Regions from separate parts of the Homo sapiens genome. Here region 2 is linked to region 1. Evidence: read pairs that join two places in POLR2A ChIA-PET (ENCODE). Cell type or tissue: Panc1. All regions are shown on one strand.

Region 1 (2,500 bases):
AAATTTCTTTCCTACTCAGAGTTGCAGCTTTCTGCTCTGTTGAGATTACATGCAGCTCCTATGAAACCGTGGACGAGAAACTGCTTAGTAAGCCACGAAGCACCGTGTCAATGTATGGCATTGTCATCAACCCTTCATTCAGCCATCATTAGTGAATACATGCTTACTAATGACTGCCTGGTCCCTGTCACCCTTTTTCCCCATCTCCTTTCCTGGAGATCTTCCAATTTAAAGAGGCCTTAGGTGTCAGCAGTTACATTCTCAATGGCCAGGTTTCTTCTCCAGCCACCGGGTTTGTTGGAAAGGATACCTAGTGTCACCAGGACTGAATGGTAATAATAAGGTGAAAATAAGTGTGCTCTAAGAAAAGACTCCTTTGCCTGTCACAGTTATAGAATTAAAATTCTTATAAGTGGATTTACTGACCATCAAATTTGCTACTTTCCTTCATTAAATTGTTAAAGGTATCTTCATGTTGTAATCGAACTTTCCTTCTCTCAGCAGCCAGATTATGTTCCACATGATCTTGTTCAGTTAGAAGTGTGACTGGTTTTAAATGAATCTAGAGAAAGAAAAGCATTTATCTTTTATTGCCTTGTTAAATTATAAAAGCACAGCATGAATTTTGCAAAACAAATGATATGCTACATGGTTTTCTAACTCAAGTAAATAGAGCTTTTATGAGTGTTTTCACTAAACATGTTATGACTAAATTTTTTCTTAAATTATTTTTAAACTAAAAAAATCAACATAGGCGTAATTATTTCTTCATGCAATAAGATATGTGCTTTAAAAATTCTCTCTATTATTTTCCCTGATTTTAAAATTTTTCAACAGAACTACAAAATAAGAAATTATTCATATTGATGAATGAGGAGATGGACTTTGACTCCACTGAAATCTAAACATTTCCTATCTTTGCAAAATTAAGAAAGCAAAGAGAGGGAATAAATTTTGCAAAATTAAGAAAGCAAAGAGAGGGAATAAAGATGTTCTAGAGAAAGTTATCTTATACCATGATACCAATTTGGAAATTTCATTACATGGTGAAAACATTATCTAATAAGCAAAACAAAAGAATCAATATGTAGGAATAAAGCTTTCACCAACTTCCAGAAACCTGGAAATATGAGGCAACAGAACCAAGAGCTCAAATTCTTACATAAATGCCCTTTGCTGACCCTGTGTGTAGAAGGAAGGGTCACCTTGAAGCTGGACTGGGGTAGCTCCATGCTTGTTTCCAAGATACTCAAAGTCTGGTACGGACCCTTGGCCAAGATAAGGATGAAATAAGCTAGTGATCCCTGGGTGTGGTGGCTCACACCTATAATCCCAGCACTTTGTGGGGCTGAGGTGGGTGAATCACTTGAGGTCAGGTGTTCAAGATTATAGGTGTGAGCCACTGCACCTGGCCAACACGTTGAAACACTGTCTGTACTAAAAATACAAAAAGTAACCGGGTATGGTGGAGCACACCTGTAATCCCAGCTACTTAGGAGGCTGAGGCACAAGAATCGCTTGAACCCAGGAGAAGGAGGTTGCAGTGAGCCAAGATCATGCCACTGCACTCCAGCCTGGGAGACAGAGTGAGACTCCATCTCAAAAAAAAAAAAAAAAAAAAAAGAAATAAGAAATAAGCTGGTGATTTATAATATGCTGCTTAAAGTCCAAAACTGCCCTGGACTACCTTGTGGAATTTGGTTAGGAATGTGTAGATTGATGGCATGCACTGGTTTAACTCCTTTTTTTTTTTTGAAACAGGGTCTCACTCTGTTGCCCAGGCTGGAGCACAGTGGTGTAATCATAGCTTCCTGTAACCTCAAACTCTTGGGCTCAAGGGATCCTCTCAGTAGGATTGCAGGCAAACGTCACTATGCCTGGCTAATTTTTTTATATTTATTTTTTGTAGAGATGAGGGCTCACTATGTTGCCCAGGCTGGTCTCAAACTTCTGGCCTCAAGCAATCCTTCCTTCTCAGCCTCCCAAAGCACTCAGATTATAAGTGTGAGCCACTGCACCCAGCCTGATTTAACAATTTTTGTAGTGTTGTTTTAGTTGTGTGACTAGCAGGGTATACAAGACTGCTTGGTAAACTTGTGTGTTGGTTCTCCTGAAACCAAGATACCTCGCATATGTTTTGGTGATTTCTGTTCTGCAGAAGTACATCTTGTGTTACTAAGGCCCCAGCAGCATGGCTGTGCCTGGAGACCTCCACCCTCTCTGAGGCTGGCCTGTGCTTGCTTTCTCCCTCCGCACCATCTGCTTTAGCTTAGTAAGGCTTTGCATGAGTGTACCCTGTGGAGTCTTGCAAGTCCCTTCAATGATCTGGCCTGTGCAATTGTTGAACTAAGTCTGGTTAATCATTGCCAATTTCTTTTTTGTTTTTTAATCAGGGTACATTATGCTTTGAACCAACTTCATCCTAAAATAAACTCACTGTGAACAGAAATTCAAGTAGTCCTATGGGTTCAAACCAAACCACTGATTTTTCATGGGTCTC
Region 2 (2,500 bases), 62 kb after region 1:
GCACCATGCAAGAGAACTTTCTTCAAAGACATACTTGTTCTGTGGTCTGTGCTGTCCAACTTGGAGGTCACTAGCCATATGTGCCTACTGAGCATATGACATGTGATTAGTGCAATCAAGACACTAAATGTTTAATGTTATTTAATTTTAATTTATTCATGTATCCACATGTAGCTAGTGGTTACCATTTTGAACAGCACAGCTCTAGACTATCTGAGCTGTGGGGAGAAGCATCTAATCCCACATGGTAATTTACTCTTTGGATGAAGACAGTTTCTAAATTAAAATGTAAATGTGGACCCTGAAATTTTTTAAACGTTTTATTGGAAACCTATGAGGACCAGGGTAAAAGGCAATTCCTTTCAACATGCTAATAACAATTGTGCCTCCTAGAAAAAGGCAGATAAAGTCAAAGGGATTGGTCCCAGGTTCCAGGAACCTAACCAGAAGCTGTGATAATCCTGGGTAGGCGAGCACGAACTTTTCAGAAAGTTGGCAGAAAGAGAATAAAATGAAGTGAATTATAGACAAGCTGAGACCGGCTGCAGAAATCAGAAAGACATATAGGTGTGTACTGATGTATGGATGGATTATAGTGTGAAAGCAGGACTCCCCAGGGAAGAGCACAGAGGGGCAATGGCTCAGCTGGCACATGTCTGGGCCAGATGTCATTAGGGCTCAAACCAAAAACATGCACTGTTCCTGAGGAAAGGTGGGTGATTAGGCCTGGAAAAGGGTCACTGGACCATAGGAAGAGGATTGTTTAATCCTATAAACATGCATTACATCAAGGAAAATCTATTAATACTTGTTAATCACTTCACAGCCTACAGAGTTTCAGTACAGGAAAGTGAAATTACATACTTGAACTGATCCTGTATGTAGGATTATAGTGAGTATATGGTGATAAGAAGGGGAGACTTTTAGACAGGTCATAGGAGAAAAAAAAATAGAGGGAAACTGCCAGAAACAAGAAAGGAGATTCAGTTTAGACAACCTCTCCCCTTGATCATAGCAGCAGAAAAGCAAAGCAAAGCAAAACCTCCAGTCATAGACAAATGCTGATGACATGGAACTGATCCCTGACCCTGTGTCAGAGGGGAACAGAGTACCATTTCATCACATCACATTTCAACCCACCATTTCATCATCACAAACATGATACCATTTAATATGTTTACTCAATTGATTCCATGCACATAATGTGATTCCACGTCTCACATTATAAACAATGACAGCATGCTTCAACTATCCAGAGCCTGCGGCTAAACAGAACTATACTTTGGTATTTAAAAGTTTAGAGGCAAGAATAAATAAAAAGAAAATAAGTGGTTAGCAAGATTTTACTAGAGTAGAAAAAATCAGAGAATATGGCAAAATGGGCACAGATAAATTTAATCTATGCTTTCCGCAGCTACTGTTATTTACAATAAATATTGGTGATTCCATCAGTCCAATATAACTTTCTGTGATGATGATGTTATAATTCTGTGCTGTTTACTGCAACAGCCACTAGCCAGAGGTTGCTACTGAGTTCATGAAATGTAGCTAGTACAATTTAGGAACTGAAATTTTAGTCGTATGTAATTTTAATTAATAGGGCAGCTAGATAATCAATCATTCTTTTAAAACAAAGATCTTATTGAGTATACTGTGTCAATAATATAAACCAGTAAAAGATACTAAGCATTTCAGAAAGGACCTCAAAGGAAATGCTTTTTAAAAATGTTTCTGGGGCTGGGTGTGGTGGCTCATGCCTGTAATTCCAGCACTTTGGGAGGCTGAGGCGGGTGGATCACGAGGTCAGGAGTTTGAGACCAGCCTGGCCAAGATGGTGAAACTCTGTCTCTACTAAAAAATACAAAAAGTTAGCCAGGCGAGGTGGCAGGTGCCTATAATCCTAGCTACTCAGGAGGCTGAGGCAGGAGAATCGCTTGAACCCAGGAGGCGGAGGTTGCAGTGAGCCAAGATTGTGCCACTGCACTCTAGCCTGGGTGACAGAGCAAGACTCCGTCTCAAAAAAAAAAAAATTATTCCAGTTCATTCATATGTCAGGTTATGTTAGGAAATAGTGTTGAAAATATAGAATAGCCTTCATTATACTATACGTTGTTAAGAGTATGTATATATGTCAAGCTATACATACGCATATACTCTATTATCAACCATTTTTATTTATTGCTATCATCTCAACACTGGCAACTGTTAACATTTTTTTATCTGTGATATTTCAAATGTTTTAAGTCAATCTTACAGAAAAATGATACTTTGTTACTGATTTGTTGGGAAGTTAAAAGAGTGAGGTTGGCCCAGGGAGGAAACTGAGTGAAAAAATAGAGAAAATGAGGGCCCAATTCAGTCAAAATGGAAGCATCAGCTCCACGCAATACAAAACAACTCAGAAAAAAGAGCAACTGGCCGGGCATGGTGGGTCACGCCTGTAATCTCAGCACTTTGGGAGGCCGAGGTGGGTGGATCCTGAGGTCAGGAGTTCGAGACC

The links. ChIA-PET counts read pairs that join two places held together with the same protein. Peaks named below come from ENCODE experiments on the same cell type or tissue, not always from the same donor. Only the 100,000 strongest peaks of a DNase experiment are listed, where the experiment ranks them.
Region 2: POLR2A ChIA-PET joins it to region 1 with 8 read pairs; 2 of 35 experiments call an interaction of 5 or more read pairs at or near these places.

What each region holds. Positions count from the first base shown.
Region 1 is chr5:81,359,477-81,361,976 of GRCh38, forward strand. ACOT12 (acyl-CoA thioesterase 12) reads right to left here. Exons shown (of 15, transcript NM_130767.3): 5 at 427-562. Among named protein-coding and RNA genes, the nearest start is that of ACOT12, 33 kb to the right of the region's middle. In Panc1, no CTCF peak of the experiment used is centred here; no DNase peak of the experiment used is centred here.
Region 2 is chr5:81,421,728-81,424,227 of GRCh38, forward strand. All of the region lies in intron 16 of SSBP2 (single stranded DNA binding protein 2), which reads right to left. Among named protein-coding and RNA genes, the nearest start is that of ACOT12, 29 kb to the left of the region's middle. In Panc1, no CTCF peak of the experiment used is centred here; a DNase peak (open chromatin) is centred at 1,154; H3K27ac peaks cover 1,905 bases.